3 separate regions of the Homo sapiens genome follow, and regions 1 and 2 are each linked to region 3. The links are chromatin loops, found by intact Hi-C in ENCODE. Cell type or tissue: B cell. All regions are shown on one strand.

Region 1 (8,000 bases), 170 kb before region 3:
GAGACATTAAATTTTTCATGACTTCAGAGAGAGTTGTAGAGTTTAATGTTAGAGTCCTGGGCTAATTTCTGGGTAATTGTTTGATCTCTCTCTGCTTGGATTTCTTTCTGTATAAAAGGCAAATAATAATGAGAATAATAATAATAATAATAGACCAGCCATGGCGGCTTACAACTGTAATCCCAGCACTTTGGGAGGCCAAGGCAGGAGGATCGCTTGAGTCCAGGAGTTCAAGACCAGCCTGGATAACATAGTGAGACCACCATCTCTACAAAAAATTAAAAAATCAGCTGGGCATGGTGGCATGCAACTTTATTTGGGAGGCTGAGGTAGGAGGTTTGCTTAAGTCAGGGAGGTTGAGGTTGCAATGAGCTATGCTTGCTCCACTATACTCCAGTCTGGGCAGCAGAGTGAGACTGTGTCTCGAAATAATAATAATAATACTTCAGGGAGTGGTAGTGAAGATTATATAAACTAATATATGTAAAGTGCTTAGAACATCACCTGGCACACAGTTTGCACTCAAATGTTAGTTGTTGTAATCATCATCTTCACTATCAATTTTTCCTCTTTATTTTCTTTTTAGAGATAGTGGATAGTGGGAATAGGTGGGAACGAGCAATCCTCCCACCTCAGCCTCCAGAATAGCTAGGACTACAGGCACATGCCGCCATGCCTGGCTGATTTTTTACTTTTATTTTTAGAGATGGAGTCTCACCATGTTAACCAGGCTAGTCTTGAACTTCTGACCTCAAGAGATTGTCCCACCTCAGCCTCCCAAAGTGCTGGGGTTACAGGCGTGAGCCACAATGCCCAGCCCCCCTATTCATTTTTCTCAATTGAAAGTTGAATGCCCTTGCCTCTTTGACACACACATATACAACCACTCTCCTCTTGCATCTGGCCTCCTGCCAATCTAGGTTACTCACCTGATCTTTGCTCTTCAGTGGTCTTCCAACATCTGTCTCTGTCCAAACCAGCAGCCTCAGGAAAGCCTTGCTTCCATGCTAGCAAACTGGCCTCCTCTAGGGCCATCTAACCAGTCTTTCCTTGTTGCCTTTTATATACTAAATATGATTCCTAGGGGGTAAATTTTTTTTAAGGTGTTAAATACCATGTCTAGGCAGATTCAGCTCACCCAGAAGACTAGAATTGGCAGCTATGCCTCCTGCTCTCTGCTTTGATTCAGAACCTGTGCTATGCTATTGTCAAGCCTGGGTATTGTACCTTCTTGGTCCATTTTTGAATTTTTCATCCATTTTGACCAACACTGTTTAATTCCTGCTTTTTTTTTTTTTTTTTTTTTTGAGACGGAGTTTCATGCTTGTGGCCCAAGGTGGAGTGCAATGGTACGATCTCAACTCACTGCAACCTCCACCTCCCAGGTTCAAGCGATTCTCCCGCTTCAGCCTCCCAAGTAGCTGGGATTACAGATGGCCACCACCATGCCTGGCTAATTTTTGTATTTTTTTGTAGGGACTGGGTTTCACCATGTTGGCCAGGCTGGTCTGGAACTCCTGACCTCAGGTGATACACCTGCCTTGGCCTCCCAAAGTGCTGGGATTATAGGTGTCAGCCACCGCGTCTGACCAATTCCTGCATTTTTTAAAATGACAAATGACATGGTCAAGAAAGCCTTTCTGCATTTCCTTTCTTTGGTCTTCATTTATTCATTCAACCAGTATTCTGTTACTGTGTCCTCTGAACAGTCTCAATAAAATTGTTGCTGCTTGGTGCTTTGTGTATGTGCACCTGTTCCCTCTCCTAGGTTATGAGAACAAAAGCCAAAGATCCTATTTTAAAATTTTTATTTATTTTCTTAATTTTTTGCATCACCCACAAGACCACAGGCAAAGCCTGCTTGGGAATGAACTCGTGAAGAGCTGTGAAGCACAGATGGGTCTCTCTGGTCTTTTCCCTCTACTTCCATCCCCCTTTCTATTCTTCTAAGAGTCTCACAGACCCTTTCCATCTGAATTTAGTTAGGCCTCCAGCAAGCAGAGACACAGATTTCACAGTCAGGTGCTGCTCCATGCTGTACTGGGGTGATGCCCCAAAGGTGTTCTTGGCCCCGGCCTTCAACACCCTGTGTTGATGTACTTGGTGGCAGATTCCCTGCCATCTCCCCAAATGATCGTGTCTTCTCTTCACATCTCATTATGTTTTCCTTGGCCTGATTCCTTTCCTCCTACCCAGTCTGATTCGTCTGCCTTTTCCTGACTCCCTTCCAGGCCACCCCTTCCCCTGGCCTCTCTTCGTACCTTGGCCGTTAGTCTTGCTTGATGCCTCTGTATGCCTCACTTTGGTTTCTGTTCCCCCTTATTCTTTTTCTTTCACTTTCCCCCACCCACCCGTCGTTTTTAACAGTGTCATCATGACTTACAGTGTGGGAACATGATGCTTGCTGTCTCCCACATTACATAGCCGCCCCTGGATTTCATGTGACCAACATTCCTTCCCCTAACCCCTTGGGCAGGATAGAAACTCCCCCACTGCCAGAAGCCGGGGCCTAGCCCTCATCGCGAGTCCCGCTTCCTGCCCACCTCAGGAAGCAAGGGCAGGGCAGAAGATGGAGGCCAGGGCCACAGAGTTCACCCCAGACCTCGTGTCAGATTCTGTGGGGCAGTGTGAGCTGGGTGTGACTCAAGGCACCACTCACAGCAGCTTTACTCTGTGAAAGCACGAAACAGGGAGGGTCCTCATAAAGGAATGGCAGGGGCTGTGGGGAAGAGGTGGGGTAGCACATATGACTGAGGCCAGGGAGGTTTCTAGTGCTGACATGACTTGGCCTCCTCATCCACAAAACTCACTTGAAACACCAGAGCTTGATGAATAACAGCGTCCCAGTCATAAGCAGAAAGAGCTCTTCCCTTTTTCTTCCGTCAGCCCTCACACATACCGCTTGTGCAATCTGTTCTTATGTGAAGGTTTGCAAAATCGTCCAAGTGGAGGATGGGTCTGGGATTTCTTGGACACATATCCATCCTGGAGGGCCAGACATCAGCCAGGGCAGCTGGAACAACCTGGACTGTCACAGTAGGAGGGGACGGGGGGTGTCAAGGCTGCTGGGAATGGGGCCTTCTAGCACTCGGTTTCAGAGAGCAATAAATGGAGTTCTTATTTCAAACGTGCAAACCGGATTTGGTCAAATACTCTCCCTGTGAGGCAGCTGCCCTTTGAGGCTGTGGACCAGAGTGGAAATAAAGCTCCTGTCTGACAAAGGATAGGTTTCCTTGACCCTTTCTGCTGACTATTCCACTTCCTGCTGGTTTGCTGCGTTGATCCTTGGGCAGCAGCCCCAGGGGTGCTTGCTGCAGCAGAGTGAAAGTGATTGCCAGCCTGAGCTCTACAGGCTGACTTTGGGCTCTGCAGGCACGTTCTTCCCCTTGCTTATTTTCCACTGCTGTTTGTGAGTCAAGCTCAAGGGCCACGCTGAACAGGCTGCTGGAGGAAAGGAGTGAGCCAGGTCTCTTGATATCTTCTAAAGTCTCAGAAAGGAAGTACAGACCTAATTCAGTGCCCTCTCCTTTTCTCTTCAAGTGCAGGTGGTTAAAGTCCCCCTGATATGGTTTGACTATGTCCCCTAAAAAGCATGTATTGGAAAATTAATCCCCATTGTAACAGAGTTCGGGGGTGGGGCCTGATGAGAGATGATCAGGCCATGAGGGCAGAGTGAATGAATTAATGCCGTTACTGCAGGAGTAGGTTGGTTATAAAAAGGGAGTTTGGCCCTCTTTTACACACACGCACTCTCTCTCTCTCCCTCTCTCGCTGTCTCGCTCTCTCACTCTCTTGCTCTCTCACTCTCTTGCTCTCTTGCCATGGGATGATGTAGCCACCAGGTGCCAGCTCCTCAGTCTTGGGCTTCCCAGCCTCCAGAACTGTGAGCCAAGACATTTCTATTAATTGTAAATCACTCAGTCTGTGGTATTCTGTTATTACAGCACAAAATGGACTAAGACATCACCCCTGGGTGCATCCCACTCATGACACAGGCAGGAAAGCAAAGATAGCTAAACTCAGGATAGGCATTTGTATTCAGAGGGTTTTTTTGTTTTTTTGGGTTTTTTTTGCATTTTTCCACATTGCCTAGTATATAGCACTGAGAATGCGTTTTAAGATTTATGGACAGTTTTGACATTTAAATAAGGTATGACCAAGGTAAAGGGAGAAAATTGTGGGAATTTTGTCAAATAGGACCAAGGAATGCAATTTTTTTTCAAACACTATTTTTAAAGGACTCTTTTTGTAGAACCTTAGCTTTATTTGGTATCAGCCAAGTGTACCAATCTCCTGTTTCTGATTTGAGAACAAAATGTGTACTGTTACCCGTACCAAGTATCTCAGATACCTTTTCCAACCAATTTTGAAAGTTCACAGAACTGGTCTTCCTGAGTCCTTTGGCCTTAGATGTGTAGATACACAGATGATCCATTGGTGTGCAAGAAGAAAATATCTTAACTTCTATTTCTATCTGTGTTTCAATCTAAACAACAAATAAATTAAGCTTTACTGTTACTAATAAATATGATTAATGCTACATGTATTCACAAGTGTACACATATAAAATTTATAGATAAATATAAATATGATGGGGATGCAGGCCCAATTTTAAAAATTAGATTGTATGATCAAAAATTGGTGGAGGCCAGACATGGTGGCTCATGCCTGTAATCCCAGCACTTTCAGAGGCTGAGGCAGGAGGATCACTTGAGCCCAGGAGTTTGAGACCAGGCTGAGCAACAGAGCAAGACCCCATCTCTACAAAATAAAAAATTAACTGAGCATGGTGGCACATGCCTGTAGTCCCAGCTATATAGGAGGCTGAGGTGGGAGGATCTCTTGAGCCCAGGAAATTGAGGCTGCAGTGAGCCGGGCTCGTGCCATTGTGCTCCAGCCTGGGCAATGGAGCAAGACCCTGTCTCAAAAAAAAAAAAAAGTTTGCTAGGACTTCTGCTGCTGGCCAATATGGAGTCATGGAGACCAAATTTACCTTCCTGCCTGAAACAACCCCTACACACACACACACACACACACACACAAAACAGACAAAATATATGAAACAACAGTTTCCAAGACACTGGACATCAGGCAATGAAGAGAAGTGATCCCTAGAATCAGGAAACAATGAGGTGGCCCTTCAACTGTCACAGCTTACTCCACTGAGTTCACACTGTTTAGTAAAGTTATATATGTCTTTTTTTCTTAATTTGAATTTTTACTTTCCTCCTCCTTGAGGACAGTAGCCACATCTCGTTCACGGTGTATCCTCAGGACTTAGCACAGGAGTTGCTGAATAAGCATTTGTTGAATGAATAACTGAAGCTCTACAGGGAAGCCTCAGAATGGTAGGATCATAGATGAACGGATGTTGGAGCCCAAAAGCACCTTAGAGATCATCTAGCCCAGTTTCCTCATTATACTGATGAGGAAATTGAGGTCCCAAGCAGTGCTATGACTGCCCCAAAGTCTCATGGCCCCTTAGTGGTGGAGTTTGTGGGAGTATTCCTCCCTAAAAAGCAACCCTGGAATTAAGCAAGTTGGTAAATTGCTGCAGCTCACAAAGCAGGGGCATCATAGAATTCTAGAGGCTAAGATGGTGTGTTTAGGGACAAAAATATAGGAACCAAGAATTACTGTGGGCAAAGCCATCCAGGGTTGAAGATACAGCCAGACTCTGCTCAATTCTAGAAAGATGCTGAAAGAGCCTTCCAGGTTGAGCAGAGAGACCACAGGAAGAGCATTTTGAACGTGTGCCCTGGTGGACCCAGAGACTTCTGCAGAATGCAGGAGTCCTGGGGCTCTGGATGAAGACAAGCCTGTCCACCTGGAAACCCAGAAGACTCTCAGCCTGTTCCAGGCCACCCTGAGAGTGATCACAGGGCTCCAAGGCCCATCCTCAGCCCATCACCATGCCCCAGAATAGCTCCGCAGGCCCTATCTCTGTCCTGGCAGTGGGGGCAAGGTGGACCCACTAAGAGCAGCCCCGCATTGCACTTTACCCTGCTGCCCAACTGCGTGGCCTGACTGTGTTCCAGGACCCCACATGGAGAAGATCCAGTCCCTAGACGATGCTTGTCCATTAGTGGAGCACCTTCAGGCCACAAGACATGTCCTGGCACAGAAGGACCTTCCTGCTCAGGATGCAAGGAGCTCCTGATACTGTGTCCTCATGAGGTTGGAACAAAAGCCTAAGGGTTGGTTTTGACTCCTCTCTGAGGTTTGGTACATCGTAAGGCAGCCCCAGCTACATCAATTCTCTGCCAGGGTTTGTCCTGGCTTCTGCTGGGACCTAGAAGCTGGCATCAAACCCCTTTCCTTTGAGCTTCTTCTCAGTTCAAATCACTGCTCACTTCTTAAAGTCCTTGATAAAGCAGCCCACCTCTTTCTAAGCACCTTGTTGGGATCTGGAAAGTTCTAGGATATGTCAACAACGGCCCAATATTGTCTTGAGAGTTTTTAGACTTGATCTAGGCCCAGAGAGGAAATGGACTTACACCTGCCTACAGATTCCTACAACCATCACCCAAAGTACATCTGTGGGATCTACGGAATGTGAGCGAATGCTTGGCTCTTGTTTCAAAGCTTTATAGTAGGCTCACCATTTGGTAAGTTTTCAACAGTGACACCTGGGCTTTGCCTAACAAAATGAATGATGGAGTGAAAGTGAAGGGTGAGTTACATGTGACTTGGGGAAACTTCTTCACTTGGAATCCCCAAGAAAATTCCTTCAAGGAAGGAATCTAGCAGGAGGTTATGTATCACAAAGTGGTCTCCTAAACAAGAATTGCTGTTTGACTTACACACAGTTTGGATGTGACTCTCCTGAGGCCCAGGGTCCAGCTAGGGAAGGGGTCTCCGAACCAGCCTGACCCAGGGCTGGGCCGCAACAGGCTACACTGCACCTGTGTTGTGTTCTTCCCCAGCAGCGAATGGTTAGTTCAGGTTACAGGTGGAGCCACAGTGCAGAGCCCACGAAAAGGCAGAGGCATATTCCTGGCAGCTAGTGACTGCAAAGTGTTCTCTATGTGCTATTTAGACTGAGCAGTGGCAGAATTATTGTTAGTCTCCATTTTATAGATGAGGAAACAAAGGCAGTGAGAGGCCAAGTAAGGTGCCTGTAGTCACAGGGTGAGTCAGCAGCTAACTTTGTGGCCCATGGGCCAGCACTTGGCACTGCCTTGGGCTCTGTGGTCTCTTGGAAAATGTTTCCTCCTTTATTCATAGCCAAGAGTTCTTTGCTAGACATTCTTCTGGGAAATCTCACCCTCATGGTAGCCCAGCAGCCAAAGCCCCTGCCTTCCTTAGTCTCCCTCCACGACAGCTGGCAGACTTCCTGCAGGCCACGCAGCTCTCCTCGGCCTCCCATAGACTTGTCTCAGCAGGACCCTCCACTCGCTCCAGCACATCCACTGAGGTGATCCCCTCTGCCGTGGGCCTCGGCCATACCAGCACCTTCCCCACACTGCAGATCAGAATCACAGCCCTGACTCGGGGCTCCCAGATGAGTTTCCTTCCCTGCTGCTTTGCTACCCATGCCAGTCTCTGGTTCCTTCAGCGTCAGCACTCCCACCCACTCCCTGCACATCTCATCCACTCCCTGAGCCCCCTTCCTCATCTCCATTTTTTAACCGGGAAAACCCACCCCTCCACACCATCAAGTTACTTTCAGAAATTCCAGGACCCTCCCAACTTTCCAAGAACTCCTAAGCTTTCCCTTCTCTTGGACATCTTTCTAGACTCATTAAAGAAACACAGTGGCCTCCCCAGCTACCATTGTCCAAAAGTGGATTTGTCCTCAGCTCACCAGTGCCTCACATTTATATTTAAGGTGATGTGGTGGGCAGGATTCTAAGATGCACCCAGGATTTCCTGCATCCTCCTTTGTGTATACACCCTGAGAATACCATGGATTTTATTCCCATGATTAGCTGCTATTTTATGACATAGGTGACCTTAAGAAAGAAAAAATGATCCCAGTGGGCCTGATTCCATGATAC
Region 2 (8,000 bases), 110 kb after region 3:
TTCTGTGTACCTGAGTCCCTGTCTTTGGAACCAGCCTGCATCATATGACCCCTTGTTCTGACTGTGAAGGACTGGAAGCCTGCTGTGGAATTCCAGTGGGGTAACCAGGGCTTGGTCACCTGCTTCCTTGAGGCTGCATGTGGGTCTGGATTTCTGAGGCTCTTGAATCCCCTGTGCTAAAATCCTCCCTCCAGCTGGGACAGCACTACTATTTCCTGTCATGCTTCGTATGCTGGCAGCTTGGCTACACTTGGATGCCACATTCTGCCTACTGGGAGAATGGAGCCCCGGCACCTTCAGCTGCATCTGCCCCTCCGTGTGTTGCCCACTCTTGTGCTCAGTCCCTCTTGGCTTGGCTCTTTCTGCTCCAGACACAGGGTCTTTCTCATTTGCATTGCTGTTTTATTATAATTTTACTGATAGCTACCATATCTAAAGTAGCTACTTCGTTCTGGGCAGTTCCCTCATACTATCTCATTTATATCTCACAGAAATTCTAAGGGGTAGCTATTATAAACATTCTACAGAAAATGAAACCAAGGCGCAGAGAGGTTTAGTAACTTTCCCAGTGCATGTTCCAGGTTGTAGCAGAGCTCCGATTCTAGCCAGAAAAATATAAGAAATGCCCAGGAAAGTAAAAAATGTAGATTCTTGGGTCTTACCAAAAGAAATTCTAATTTGTAGATTTGATGTGGAGATCAAGGAATGTATATACGTATACACACACACAATTGTATTGATCTGAATCAACTGGTTCATGGACTGTGTCATTTGGGAACTATGCAATATACCATTCTTTCCTGAGATAAAGCTAATTATGGCCTTTGTGGGTTTGATTTCTCTTATGATACGGTGTAAATCATTTACAAATGACCAGTTGTGTGTAATGCATATGAAATGCATTTTGACTCTGTCCTCAGAGGCACCCCTGGGGTATGTGTGTGTAGTCAGTCCCTTGTGGAAGTTGCAGGCTTAGAAGGCATGCCCTCAAAATTTGGGGACCAGGTGAGGAAACTTCTCCTGTGAAAGGGAAACTGAAAAGGATCAACAGAAAATGGAGATTACCTTAAGAGATGGTTTGTGATCACCTTAAGAGATGGTTTGTGATTACCTTAAGAGATGGTTTGTTAAGACCCTGCTAACAGCCCCAGGATCTTGTAAGCAAAAGCCTGGAATGTACCATGTTAAGAAAGCTATGAACGACCTGGCTGCATTTCAACTGGAGTAAATGTTGAGTTGTGGTAATAGGAAGGTATGTTGTGTACAGGGACTAGGAGGAGGCAAGCCAGGGAATAAGAAGTGTTGCCAGCTGTATTTAGACAAGAGTGTGTTCTATTTCAGGGCAGTCAGCCTCAGTTCTTGGTATAGAAATTTCCCTTGGAAGAGAAGAGCACTCTCCAAGAGTGTTTCCAGCAGGAGCTTCCCTTAAAAACAACTAGCTTCCTCTGATCTGAAGTTGAGCTCACTAAGGAATTGATCCAAGATGGGTCAACTGGATGGGAAAGAGAAACCTCCATGGATGAGTAGTCTCTGTTCCCAAACCAGGCCAGCTCATTTGCTCCTTTGTGTTCTGCTTGATCAATTGTTCTCAGATGGATTTGGATAGCATGAGCTCATTGTCTACAGCATGATTCCCATTGGCTCAACTGACTGAAGTTGAGTTTCAGCAACTGAACTCTAAACCCACGGTCACATCATCAAGTACTGATGCCTATGAGATTTAATCTGTAACTACAAGCCAGACTTTCTTAGCTGCAAAAAATAAAAAAATTATTTGTCCAGGCTTAAGGGTCCCAGGGGTGGGCAAAGGACCACTACTGACCCTGTAATTGCGAGGTGACCCTATTCCTTAGACACTAAGAAGATTGGAGACTTAATTTCTTCCTAAGGAATACATATTTGAAAAATACTGCTTTTCACACTAACCAAATATAAAATTCAGTACGAATATGTATTTGAATAAACAAAACAGGTAACTTTGCGTATCTCAGATAGGTGGGTGGATAATTCAAATTATACAATGGAGAGACTCGAGCAAAGGGGAAGTGAACTGCCCAGTGAGTTAGTGGCAAAAGCAGGGTTAGGATGGGCTTCTAACTTCTCATTCTGTGCTCATTTCAATTAAATCTCAATTCTTCCAATAAATGTCACCACTCTGTCAATATTTTGCCTCCATTTTGTTCCTCAAGACAGTATCTTTTTACTCTCTTGGTTTTGGTTGGCCCTTGAATTCTTTTGCATTAGTGATCTTGAGATTTTACTTTGCATACGACAAGGAAGAGTGTGCATGATGTGCTTGTTGTGATTATAGACAGAGAGCTAGAGATCTCACCCAGGGCAGCAGTCAGTGATGGACAAGTGAACAATTCTCCCTATCGAAAAGATGTTGTTCAAGGGCTTTGCTTGAGATTGATCTCTATAGAATGGAAGGTAACTTGTGCCAGCAGAAAACCAGTAATAGTCCACCTGAGCTGCTGCTGAAGCTTAGGAGGGAAAATTGTGGCAAGTCTGTGAAAGATGGTGAAATTGGAGCCCAGGCTGGACACAGAAAGGACATCTGATGAGTGAGGGTTGGCAGGGGGGACAAATTACCAAAAACACCCCCGCAAAATGAAAACCCTCCGGTTTCTTAATATAAGTCCTCTAACAAATACATATAAATGACTCATAATTAATACGGCAAATACTTCACAGTATTTCTTGCATCCTTAAAAGTTGTGAGTCAAATACTTTAAACCTTCCTTTCCACAAGGTTGCCCACCAGTGAATTTGCAATGAACCCTCCTTTTGAGCACAGACTCCTCTCCTACCCCTGCCGCCTTGTGTTCACCTCCATCACACCTGCCTCAGGAGCCTGCCTATGTCCTTGCTGGATTTGGCTCTTCAAGGAAAGGCTCAGCAAAGCCAAAGTGAACGTTTGCCCCTCTGACTCTGAGTGATCAGCTTGTGATGTTATATACATGCAGTTGATGAGGTTTTCTGGTGCAGAACACAAATAGAAATGCTGCGCCAAATACAGGCTCTTCATCTTTGAATTTATCCAAAAGCTTGAAATTCTCTGGCCCAAACAGATATTTACTGGAAAAGCAGCGAATTCTGGGATGTCAGGGATTGCTTTGAAGTTTCTCCTTCTAAGAGAAGAACAACCTTTTTTATATCACCATGGCCTCTACTGGGTACTTGCAGCTTTTGAAAAGAAGCCTTCAAAAGGCTTTTTGCTAATAAGCCATGAAGTTGAAAGGTTGCTTGTTTGTCCTGAAGACATTTTATCTGTGTGAACTACTTGGGGGAGGCAGAGGGAGAGGTGGTCAGAGAGGAATCAACACAGCTGGTTTCAATATTAAAGGCAAAGATGGGCATTTTGCTCTTTCTCGTGATACCTGCTTCAGGAGTCAGATCCGACACGTGAAGAGTGTCAGTAAGTGCGGGGGCGCGTGTGCTCCGGCACAGGCTGGGAAGGTGGCTGAGGGCTGTCTTCCCTTCATCACGCGCTGTGGTTATAGCATCTTCCCCAGTCCCTCGTGTCAGCACTCTTGGTTTTCACTAATTGTGAAAGTTCCTCTTTTTGCAGAAGGATCTACGTCTTCCTTGCCTCATAAAAATCATCCTGAATTTAAGCTGCAACTATAAAAAACCCCCGGCCAACAAGAAGCAGCCTTCCTGATCTAAGTTATGGGAAAGTGGACTTTTATTTTCTATTTAAAGAAATAGGAGTCTTCGTAATGCATTAGTAATTCTAGCCAAAAAGTGTTTGATATGAACTTGATTTCACAAAAGAAGGCAGTCTTCAACATACTCACCCATTTCTGCTCAGAAGCATCATCACTTTCAGTTTTTACAAAAAGTAAAAACTATTTTGGAATTGGAAATGAAGTCACTTTTAATGCAACAATCCCCACACAAAGTTTAAGAAAAAGGAACAAATAATTTTTTTTTAACTAGAAAAGGTTTATTGAACTTAGTGAGAATTTGGTATTTATAATCAAATACAGTAAATTTTAGCAGAAATGTACCATGCTTATTACAGGGCAATCTCTCCATCTTTAGTATTCCTTTATTATTTTCACTCATCTTCTGCTTTTCCACTAGACTCTTAAAAAAACACTTTAAGCTTCTTTCATTGATATATAATAGTTGTACATATTTATGGGGTACATGTGATATTTTGATAAAAGCATCCAATGTGTAATGACCAAGTTGGGGTAACTGGAACAGCCATCACCTCAAAATTGATCATCTCTTTGTGTTGGGAACATTCCAAATCTTCAAGCTATTTTGAAATATACAATAGATTATTGTTAACTATAGTTTTCCTCTTGTGCTACTGAACACTAGACCTTATTTCTTCTATCCAATTGTACTTTTGTACCTGTTGCCAACCCCTCTTCATCCCACTACCCTTCCCAGCTTCTAGTAACCACTACTGTATTCACCACGCCCATAAAATCAAATCTTTTAAGCCCCACATACGAGTGAGAACATGCAATATTTGTCTTTCTGTGACTGGCTTATACATCATGTCCTCCTGATTCCATCCATATTGCTACACATGACAGGATTTTCTTACTTTTTTGGAAGAATAATATTCCACTGTGTGTGTGTGTGTGTGTGTGTGTGTGTGTGTATCATATTTTCTTTACCAGTCATCCTTTGATGGACACTTAGGTTGATTTCATATCCTGGCTATTGTGAATAGTGCTGAAATAAACATGGAAGTGCAGTATCTCTTTGATATAGTGATTTACTTTCTTCTGGATCTCTGTGAAGCAGTCAGATTGCTGGATCATGTGGTAGTTCTGTTTTAGAGTTTTGAAGACCCTCCATACCGTTTTCCACAGTGGCTGTACTCATTTACCTTCCCATCAACAGTGTATGCGCATTCCCCTTTCTCCGAATCCTCTCCAGCATTTGCTATTTTCTGACTTTTTGATAATAGCCATCTTAACTGGGGTGAGATGATATCTCATTGTGGTTTTTCCACCAGACTCTTTTCTAATTGAAAAACATGTCTAGTGTGCCTCTGTGCTGTGATGGTGCCGCCCGTCACCACCCCTTGCTCAGAGCCTCTTTGCCTTCCTTTCCATTCCCTGTGTTCTCCCTGGGAGATCTCATTTGTTCTCTTTATTTTAGTAACCTGACGACTCCTAGATATATTTATTCAGCATTGACTTCTCTTCTGCACTTTAACTTAAGCGTACAACAGGAAGCTTGAACTCAAAACATTCCAATCTCAAATCATCCGGCATACCTTTCCCCAAAACTGCTCCCTACCGCCCCCCTTCCCACTGTCCTGTATTCCTTTTCCAGCACCCAATAGCCTAGGTGTCATTCTAGATGTGGTTCTTCCTCTTTCCTTAAATCCTGTCACAATTTAGCCTCATAAACTTGGCCCCTAGACTTGGATCCAGCTTCTCTTTTCTTCTCCGTTCCCATGGTCACTGCCATAGTACAAGCCCCGGTTGCCTTAATCCTGAACTTGGGCGATAATGTTCTACCTGGTCTCCCTGCTTTCAGTCTGATCTTCCTCAAATATGTTCTTTCCTCCTGAACCATAGTGATATTCCTAAGACACATTTCAGATGGGCTCTATTGCCCCCAGTGTTTCCTTCTCTGTCTGTTATACCAGACTATAAACACCCTGAAGTCATGGGCTTTGTCCAACCTGTGTTTCTATCCTAAGCCCTCATCACAGAACCTGTTAAACAGTAGCTAAGTAGTCAGGGTATTTATTGAGTGGATAAACCAATGAATGCTGTGGCTTCCAAAGTGTCAACAATGAGCTTAATGATCTCCCTAACCCAAATGTGTTAAGTATAGGGAAGCCCCTTCTTTGTATCTCACACTTACCTTGTATCTTACTACCCTTTAATCACTGTGCCTTGCCCTTGGGCCTTCCCTTGGTGTTCACCTTAATCTATATAAAGCCTAAGCTGGGATGGACTGTCATGGGTGGGCATGAGGAACTAAATGGGTTTGCCTTTTCTCAGGACCACCTTGCCCACCTCTTGTCTTTTGAGCCATTCGAGTATCCCCAAGTATCTTGGAGCTTTTCCATAAAGGGCCACTAAAGCAGGAGAGTCACTGAATCTGGATTCCTAGATCACCTCCCTGTGCCAGAGAGACTGTGTTTTGCAGAGGAACTCATAAAGCATAATTTCCTCCAATTTGTAGCATTGGCACCCACTTTGAAGAAATGACATATAAAAATTCAAATTAATGTGATATAGAAATTAGAGTTGATGGTTCATGTCACAATAGGATAGTTTTCAAGGATTCATTGTCTGCTTTTTTTTATGTATTAAACTTGCCTAGGTATTGACACTGCAATGCCTGTGTAAAGACTCGGTTGCCTGTAACTATTTAGCAGACCATCCACAAAGAGCTACCGTTGTAACGTGGAGTTGTTTGCACTAAGATGGTGCTATAGTCTGAATATGTGTGTCTCCCCATAAATTCTTATGTTGAACTCTTAATCCCAAGGTGATGGTATTAGGAGTTAGGGCCTTTGGGAGGTGATTAGGACATAGGAGTGCAGGCCTCATGAATGGGATTAGTGCCCTTATGAAAGAAACCCAAGAGAGAGACTCACCCCTTCTACCACGTGAGGATACAATGAAAAGGCAACATCTATGAGGCAGAAAGTGGGCTCTCACCAGACACTGAATCTGCTGGCGTCTTGATCTTTTACCCCCCAGTCTCCAGAACTGTAAGAAATACATTTCTATGGTTTCTAAGCCACCCAGTCTATGGTATTTTGTTACAGCAGCCTGAATGGAGTAGACCAGAAGTTTTCATCTTATACAAGTTGTTTTATTGGTTCAAATAGAGAACCTATTTCTTTGGGAGTTTATTTATTAGTTCTAACATTTATTTGTGATATAGGATCAGGAGCTTCAAAGACTTTTTTGCCTATGATGATGACTCACATGAAAAGGCTCACTATCAGAAAGGCATATGAATGGTTTTGCTGAATTTCATCACTTTTTCTCTACAGATTAGCTTACAACCAGTGGCGAGGTACCCAGACAACTCACCTTGCACGTTCAGGTCACTGGTTCCCCGCTGGCCTGGATAAAAGAATTTGGCTGGGTTAGTAACATCTCGGTCTGTGACTCAGGAAGAGCTGACACCAAGTGAAGGCAGGTGACCCACACAACAACCAGATTTAAGCCTCAAGGCCCACTGCCACCAAGCGTTAACCAAGGGAACCAATTGACTGCCGACTCTGGATAGGTAGGGTAAAAACTGGAAGAAAACGAGGCTAGGTTAATCAGTTTCCTCTGAGAACATGAACCCTGTCCTTTCTGAAAGATTTTTAAGAACTACAATTGAGATTGTGGACAGTCTGCAGTGGAAGTTACATTTGACCACCTCTAGACTTGAGGCTGTTATTTATATGAAAGTCTATTTTAATCAAAGGAAATCCTGTTTCACCAGCAGCACTGGCAGCCCTGAGACGCACGGTCTCAGGAGTGTTGTGAGGATACAGGCTGTCTTTAATCTCAGAATAAAAATATTTGATGTTTACAAGGTGTATTAGTGTAATTGGAATGTGTCTGCCTGTCTGCCGGCCTTCCTTCCATGGTGGGACCACGTAATTAAAGAGCATTGCGTTCATGTGGCTGCCTGTTTATCCTTTCATAGCCTCTCGGTAAGTAGTCACGGTCAAGACCGTTACCCTGGGCTCTTAGAGAGCTCATCCAGGCAGAGACAGCTGCAGCCAGAACAAAGGGGAGGCTGCACTCTGCTTGCAATCCTTCTGAGGGCTCTAGGGCAAAGTGGGATGAGACAAGTTTAACTTGGTGGATAAGAGACGCCTGGTATCCCAAGAAACTCTCAGTGCATGCATGGGATTATGCCTTGAAAAATGTGTGTAGGTGTATATATTAGGTTGGTGCAAAAGTAATTGCACAGCCTTTGCCATTACTTTGAATGGCAAAACTGCAATTAATTTTGCACCAACCATATATACACACACACACACATATGTGTATATACAC
Region 3 (8,000 bases):
TGCTCAATACACATTTGTCATTTAAATTATATTGGCCATCTAGAATTTTTTTACTGCTCAGAATTCCAGCAGCCTGTCAGTGTGTAGTCCAGGGCAGATAAGTGAAAGAATCCTAGTCATTAAAGAAGCTGAAAAATAAGTAGTAGCTTTTGCAAGTCCAGCCTTTGTTTTCTTATTTATTTCAATGTGGCAAACCAAAATCGTGGTGATGTGCCTCCACGCCAGGAGACAGTCAATTTGGCGGAAATCACATTTAATTTGTGTCAGAAACATAGGATTCTACTAGCCCTCTGTCAAAAGATGTAACATCAGCCCTATCTACCCTTCACCCTCAAATAGATATAGAATCCCAAGAAGACAGACCTCACTTTGTAATGTTCTCTCTTGGCACTTTAAAAAAACTTTTATTTAAAATAGCCATAAAGATCCACTAAAGGATGACAGGTTATTTGCACAGAGGCTGCAGCTTGTTCAAAACCAAATAGATTTCAAAATATGGCATATATTAAAATGCAGTCCAAACTATAAGATGTTTTGGCAGCAGAGGAGTTGAATGCTATAGAAAACGTATTAACTTCCCCCTCTTTCCAATGTGTAGGAAACAGGTAACTTACAATGACAAATCTTCAAATCTTCAACACACCATATAGAGTTTAGAAGTCATGATGCCATGCCAAGAATTAAGAACTGGATATATTAGAGCATCCCACTCAATATTTTGTCTTAACATTGTATATTCAATTTAAAAATGATTAATTGTTAATTAATTTTTACTACACCAAGCAGAACCAGTGGCTACCACATTTATCTGACAATTATAGATAATTTGATCTTTGTGCTTATATTTCAGGGTACTGGAAGTTTGACAACACCGATTCAGATTAAATTATACATATTTGAAAGCTATATTTAGATGAAGAGTTGCTTAAGCATATTCTTTATAAGACTTAGTTTATGAGAAAAGTTATGTGATCTGATCAGGAATATGTTATATTTTAAGGATTTCACCTCATCTGGCTGACTTTTAAAAATCAGGAAATATTTTTAAAGTAGAATTTCTAAGATCAGAAAGAAATCAAGTTTGAAAAAAGAGGTTTTGGAGTGAGAGAGAAGGGTCATATCCTACTTAAGGCTTTTCCAACACAGAGCAAGGAAATGGTGCCACTATAAGATCTGGAACAAATGTTTTCCTACATTTTTGAACCACAGTGTTTAAAAGCATCGTATTTTAATTTCAGGCCTTACAAACTAAAGATTGTCCCCGAAAATTAGTTACACTTATTATTTTGGATCAGAGTTTGTGGCTGACAACATCTGTTAGAAACTTCATTGTGCCTCCTAATTAAAGAACCAAGTCTAGCTGACTGATTAAAAAAAAAAAACTTTCATTCAAAGGACAATGTAATACTGTGAAAATAACTAAATAATTTTCCTCCATAAATATTCTCCCTGGGAGAAAGAGGCTTTCAGTGGGAGCATAAGTTCTCAATCGTCTGTGTAATGTATCTAGTGTACATTTTATTATTTTTCCCATTTACTGTGTCTTTTCTATTACGTTACAGCTGAAGGTTTTACTTAACCAATTCTCTTCTGAAACGCTCTTCCTCTATCCTACACTATGGTAGCTTCAGCAATGACTGCCAAGTAAAACACCTTTTCCTTTTGTTTCCTCCCTTCCGCTTTGAAATTTTGTTATCCGTTTCTGTAGACATCAGTATATTTAAAACTTTAAAAAACACTTTTCCTAGAAGGTTCTGTTAAAAGGTAGAAAAGAAAAGAAAAAAAGCCTTATGAGAACGTCCCCCAGAGTGCCCAGAGGGCTGCACGAACATGCCCAGCCTAGTTATGAAAGATCATTGATCCCAAAGGGAACGTGACAACGCCGGGTAGGTGCCCTGAGCTGGCACCTGCCCCGACCCTCTTCCGTGCAAGCCTAACCTATGCACTTGTCACGAACCGAAGACCTAAAAGAAGGCAAGGGAATGGGGAGGAGGATGAGGCTGGCCAAAAGCTCGCATTGTCACTCCGGAGCTTTTGCGCTTGACTCATCTCTCTGGCTTTCAAAACCGGGAAGTGCGCGGCTGCGACGGCGTCGGGCAGCGTGCTCGGCGGAGAAAACGCGCGCTCTAATCCTCTCGACCAGAGGCTTTCCTCTGTCTCCGCCAAAAAACTCAAGCCCTCCGCAAGCCGGGAGGCTCCCGCGACAAGCGCGCCGTCCCCGGACCCGGTCGGACCGCGTGGCCGGGCTCGCATTCCCGACGCGGCGGGACTGGAGGGCTGACAAACTGTTTTCGGTTTGCACACCCAGCCATCCCCGCCGCGGAATCTGCTCCAAGAAGATGTCGTTAGGAAGTTACGGGCAGGACTGATGCTTTGACCGCAGGAGGATCCGGGCAAAGATTTATCTGGAAGTTTGTCTTGCACAACCCACTTCTGGAGTCCCGCGACACTCCAGACAAAAGGACGGGCTCTAAACCTATCTCGAGAGTCCTCTGGACCTGCTGTTAGGACCCTAGTTCTCCTCACCTCGTCCAAATGAACTCAGCATTCGGAAACTTCTCGTCCCCACCTCCATCCCCCACCCCGTTTTTGGTGAGCGACTTTTTAAAAGGGGGCTCGAGCTCGGAGAACAAGAAACGTAATAGAAAAGCTATCCCCGCGCTGTCACGCGTCCCCGCTCGTCTTCCAGCGGAAGCGTCGCTGTAGGGTGGCAGTGGTGTATTTTTTTTTTTTAATTACGCAATTTAGGCGAATGCAGTCCAATCCAGAGCCGCTAGCTGTGTACGCGCTGAGCTTGGTAGAGTTCACCGTGGAATTTGCTTTTCCAACAACGACCCCGGGGGAGAGCCCGGGCCTCTTTAGGCGGCGTCTTACCTCGCCCCTCGCCTCCCGGCGTCTTCGGCGACCGCTCAGTAGATGCGGCGTCCCCAGCGCGGCACCCGAGCCCAGCCCAGCAGCGCGGGCTCTTCGCCTCCCTCTCCACCGTCCCCGCGCTTTTTAAAACTTTGGGCGCAGCTTTTGAGTGACTGTCCAGGAATCAGTGCTCCTGCCCCACTTCAACTAGCGTACAAATAAATACCTTACCCCCGTTCACGTTTCATAAATTAGGAAAAGACATCCAGCTTACATTCCCCCAAATTAGCTGTATCCGACTCTGCAATTCATTTACCCTTCCAAGTTGGTGACACGAAATTCTATTCTCCAAACAAACCGTAATGATCAATCCAACGTCCCTTTCTACTCCGTTTTAAAAGACTGAAGAATTAATGCCAGAGGAGAGCTATCAACACTGCCGGAGATTACAGATTAAGCGATATCAGAGCCCCATACCACCACTCTTTTACTATCCCTCATTCTGGGCGTGATCCCTCTTCACTAAAATCCTAGCCCAAATGTATTTTGTCCCCTACCCTTGATTCTTTGAAAATCTGTTTCCTAAAATAGTAAACGTAACGTTTTAAAGACCTTCTAACGTCACCCTCCTCATTGCAGTCCTAAGCGGCACACCAGCGCAGCTCAGCCCGCTCCTGAAGACTTCGAAGCAGGAAACCCAGCAATCTTCCAAGTGGCACCTTCCCTGCTGGCCTAGATGAACCTAGAAAGCAAGCAACTTCAATGAATGCAAACTAAGCTTTCCCGAGGAGAAACGTCAAAGCAGCTACAATCAGTCTCTGATTACACAAACATACCTAGGGGCAGGTTGGAGTAAGGAGGGCTTTAGGGGTGGGGGTTGCCTACCCAGAGGTGGCTTAAACCAGTTCTCCTATTGTTACTGAGTTTAGGAAAGCTAGCTTTTGTTTCGTGGTGGATTTTGGGGATCAAACCCGAGATGCCAGCTAAACATCCCTGAAGTCTTTGTAAGAGAACCTAACCCAAAGTTAGGACTTCAGTTCCTTTAAATTAAGATACTGAGTTATGCATAATTAACGATTCCAGTAGAGAAACAATGCAGAATTATTTTGAAATATTGTAAAAGGAGGGTCGACATGTGCGTCTATCTGCCCAGTTTTGCGAGAGCTAAATGCCACTCACGGGCCCCCTCTACCAAACCGGGAAGAGTGGCGACAGCGGGACTCCTTAGGTCATGTCTTGGGACCCAAAGGTTTCGGACTCCCTCCAACCATCCTTTTGGAGGAAGGAGGCTTACAGCTCTAACTCCCTCCCCAGCAAACAAACCAGAGAGAACTGAGGCCCTATCTTTCCTGGGCCCATCTGGAGACACACGCCTAGAAAGCAAAGCTCTTTCCCGCCTACCTAGTAGGTAGCGGTTGACGAGTGATTGTGCACAGTGTCCAGGAACTCCCAGGCTAAGGGACGTCCAGCTCTCGAGGTTTACAGGCAAGGGGGACCTGAAGTGGAGGGAGGTGCATTGTTTCCACATGGCGTTTAGGTGGTAACAGCCCAAAATATAGCTTTCATTGAGAGAGAAGAGCTACCCAGGCCCAGCTCTGCGCGCGGCGAGGGCCCGCTGGGATTGGGCGGACGCGCGTCACGTGACCGGGCGCCGTGCCCTGGAGCCCCGCCCCTCCCTGGCGCTCACTCGGCGGTGCTGCAGCAGCCGGGATTAGTCCCACTTTCACTTTCTGCACTGGGGCTTCACACCTGAGTGATATTGTTTTGTTTTCTTTTGTTTTTTGTTTTGTTTGATTTTGAGATGGCCAGTACAAAAAAGAGGCAGTCCAAAGAAAAAGAGCTCCATGCGTTTCTGGAAGGGGGTGATGAGCCGGGGAGGTCGGACGGGGGCTGTTCAGGGTCCGCGCTCCCGGGAGGACGAGGACCCGGAAAGCAGGTGTTTTCCCCATTGCAAGGGCAACACTGAGCTCGCGCGTCCACAAAACGTTCTGCGAAATTGTAAGGGCCTCCAGCATCACAACCAAAAGTAGAAAGTAGTAGGGGCTTCACCCTCCGAGCGCTGACGTGGTGATTTGTTTCTGAAGAAGGACTTGCTCCAGGTAGTTTATTAGGGTAGCGAGAGCGAAGGGCCACCAAAGCTGGCTTGTCATCCAACCTAGGAAACGGCACTCGCTGAAAAAACAAACTCACGATGGCTTCCGTCTCACCTCTAACCTGTGGGGGACTGGACTGGACTCAGTTCAGTACGAGTGCAGGGAGAGGGCTGCGCGCCAGCTCTGGATGAGCCCAGCCAGCGGTCCTATGTCTGTACCTGTCCTTATCGCTTATCACTAACCGCCCTTATCAGTCATTATCGCGGCTGGTCACTGACTAAAACATTCTTCCATAGTCCTAAATAAGTTCACCTATAGAAAGAAACCATTCCAGATCACTAACATGAGCTTGGCCCATTCATTTGTTCTTACATTTATATAACAGTGTTATTTTACATGTTGCACATTTTCCAGTGCCTGACTTACTAGGTTCTGAAGCACAGCAGCAACCTGTGAACCAGTCAGGCTCTTTTGCCTACGGTGACCTTCAAGTGTCCATCTGTAACAAGTCAGGGCAAGTTGCAATAAATAATTGGATCTTTGAAAGGAAAAAAAATGGTTTGTTTTCTCCTCTCTAAAAAGATTTCTCCAACACCTGAAAACTTTTAGCAAGTTGCTCAAACTTTAAGACTTCTGGGATTTTTTGTTTTTTTTTTTTGTTGTTGTTGTTTATTTGTTATTTGTACACTTCAGAGGGTAAGAAGAAACCAGGTAAAGTGTTGACAGTTGCCTAGCACAATGACTGGTACAAAGTAAATGCTCGATAAATTATTATTGTTAAAGTTAAACAAGTTATGCTTCCTCCTGTGTGTAGTTTTAAGTGACAATATAGTATTGTCCATTCTTCCATGCTTTATTTTTATATACAGGTTTGATTAGGGAGAAGGGAAAGCTTATAAAGCAATTTGCTTCAATCTTTGGTCGTGATAGTAACTTCCACTAACTAATTACACATCATTTTGAAAGTATTTCCTCAAATTTGTTTTGAATATATAATATGGCCTTTGAATTTCCTTAACTTCTCCCTTATACTTTTACAAAATGAAAGGGTATGGTCTTATCCCACTAGCTATTTCACAAGCAAACATGGTAACTCTTTTGGGGGAAGAGATTATTATTTTCTCTGGGAAGTTAGCTGAAAATCTACCAAAAAGTGCAGTCCAGAATAAGAATTAATTAAATAACCAAAAAGATCATTTTTGTTTTGCTATCTGGAAAAAAATGACATAGAATAGATATGTAAAATGTTAATTTTAAAATATAGCTGTTTTTTAATTCCTGCTTTTGGAAGCCAATTTGGATGGTTGAAATGAAAGTTGTTTTCCCTTTAAAATTAATATAATTATCACTAGGTCACCTAGAAAGAATATCTCTGGTCTAAACTTCTCTTCTGTGCTCCAAATTCCCTCTTTCACAAATGACAAAGAAACCGCTTGGATATATATGGAGCTAAACTCATCACCTCTCCTACCATTCTCCCTTTGGACATTCTAGATCTTACTTAGTTCAACCTCCCAGTCATCCATACTACAAACCTGGAAGCCATGCTCGAATCTTCTCTTTTTCTGCCCTCCACTTTAAGTCAGTTATCAAGTCCTGCCTGATTTAAACTCCTAATTGTGCCTCAGATATGCCCCTTCCCTTCCTTTCTAATTCCTGCTGCTCCAGTCTAGGCCTTCCTTGTCTTGCTCCCTGGCTCCCTTGCTGCAGCAGCCTCTTCACTGTAAGCCTCTGCCATTATCATTTCCTTCCAGTCCTTTGTTGAGTGACTTATCTGAAAAGCAGATCTGGACATGCCACTCACCTTTATAGGCTTCCTATTACTTACCAGATAAAAATCTAAGCTCTTTACCACCATTCTAAGGCTCTGTACCTCTCTCTGGCTTTGCCTTTCTCTCCTTCCTGCCCTGACTTCACATTCTAGCCACACTTCATTCATTCATTCTACACCACTGTGTGCTAGCTACTGTCCTAGCCACTTGGGATGTCTCAGGGAAAAAAAAGCTAAGATCTTTGCCCTTGTGGAGCTTATGTTATGGGAAGGATCACATCAGTAAACAATAAACATAAGTAAGCACAATTGATAGGACGAGGGAGGGTAATTCTAGATAGGTTGGTCAGGGTTGGCTTTATTGAAAAGGTGACTTTTGAGCAAAGATGCAAAAGATGAGGCAGTGAGCTATGTGAAGAAACAGAGGAAAAATATCTACACCGAGGGGACAGCCCGTGCATATCCCTGAGGTAGGAGCGTGCTTAGCATACCCAGGAGAGGCAAAAAGAGAGCAGGGAGAATGACAAGAGATGAGGGCAGAGAGACAACAGGGGAGTGTGCCTTTGGACAGGCCCTCATTAGCCATTGTATTAAGTTGGAGACTTTGTATTTAATGGGAAGCCAACTGCTTGTGGTGGTCACACTCTCCCCTACAAGTTGTGTTGTTCAGCCCTATGGTCTTTAAAGACGTGCTGCTTTTCTTTGTATTGCATCCCTCTCTGCAGCTGAGTTTCTGCTCCCATAGCTCCTTGTGATTATCTCTGTTATTGTAGTTGCCATATTACTTAAGAATCTTACATCTTGAGGGAGGATTTTGGTTTATTTTTGTATCCCCAGTGCCTATAGCAAGCCCTCAAAAGCTTAGTGAATGAATGGTAATGTTTGTTTGTAGAGTACCTCCAAATATCAGGCGTATATGTTTATTAATTCTTAAAACAACCCTACAAGGGAGCTCTGTTGTACCTATTTTACAGAAGAGGAAATGAAGTTCAGAGAGGTTAAGTAACTTATCCCAAGTCACACAGCTGGTAAATAACGGAGCTGGGTTTCAAACTCAGCTGTCTGGCCAGTTGCTACCCTGCACTATTCACTAATGAGACTTCCTCACTAGATTGAATAAACGAGATGGAAGGAATTTATCTCTGGTTGTTTCTTGCCCTTGGCTTCTTTGTGCTTAAAAAAAACCCCACTTATCATTTCTCCTAGGTCTATTCATTAATTCATGAAACATTTAATAAATACCTACTGTATGCCATGTACATCGAATACATTGCTGAGCAAAA

The links. A loop is a pair of places that touch in the nucleus more often than their neighbours do. Peaks named below come from ENCODE experiments on the same cell type or tissue, not always from the same donor. Only the 100,000 strongest peaks of a DNase experiment are listed, where the experiment ranks them.
Region 1: a loop joins it to region 3, with 10 times the contacts of the local background. A loop is called at or near these places in 2 of 110 quality-filtered maps.
Region 2: a loop joins it to region 3, with 3 times the contacts of the local background. A loop is called at or near these places in 3 of 110 quality-filtered maps.

What each region holds. Positions count from the first base shown.
Region 1 is chr6:106,158,968-106,166,967 of GRCh38, reverse strand. No RefSeq gene overlaps it. Among named protein-coding and RNA genes, the nearest start is that of PRDM1, 77 kb to the right of the region's middle. RefSeq lists enhancers at 1-182, 2,006-2,465, 2,476-2,525, 2,546-2,645, 2,070-2,916 and 2 more. In B cell, CTCF peaks have their summits at 2,971 and 3,175; DNase peaks (open chromatin) are centred at 2,327 and 3,357; H3K4me3 peaks cover 1,852 bases; H3K27ac peaks cover 2,436 bases.
Region 2 is chr6:105,875,859-105,883,858 of GRCh38, reverse strand. The region is part of intron 2 of LOC105377923 (a long non-coding RNA gene); the gene reads left to right. Among named protein-coding and RNA genes, the nearest start is that of PRDM1, 210 kb to the left of the region's middle. In B cell, no CTCF peak of the experiment used is centred here; DNase peaks (open chromatin) are centred at 3,488 and 7,668; H3K4me3 peaks cover 1,993 bases; H3K27ac peaks cover 2,320 bases.
Region 3 is chr6:105,989,105-105,997,104 of GRCh38, reverse strand. It overlaps a transcript of PRDM1 not described here. Among named protein-coding and RNA genes, the nearest start is that of PRDM1, 93 kb to the left of the region's middle. RefSeq lists enhancers at 1,723-2,255, 3,325-3,859 and a silencer at 4,390-4,599. In B cell, no CTCF peak of the experiment used is centred here; DNase peaks (open chromatin) are centred at 2,064, 2,294, 2,704, 4,514 and 1 weaker place; H3K4me3 peaks cover 3,833 bases; H3K27ac peaks cover 2,536 bases; H3K27me3 peaks cover 2,918 bases.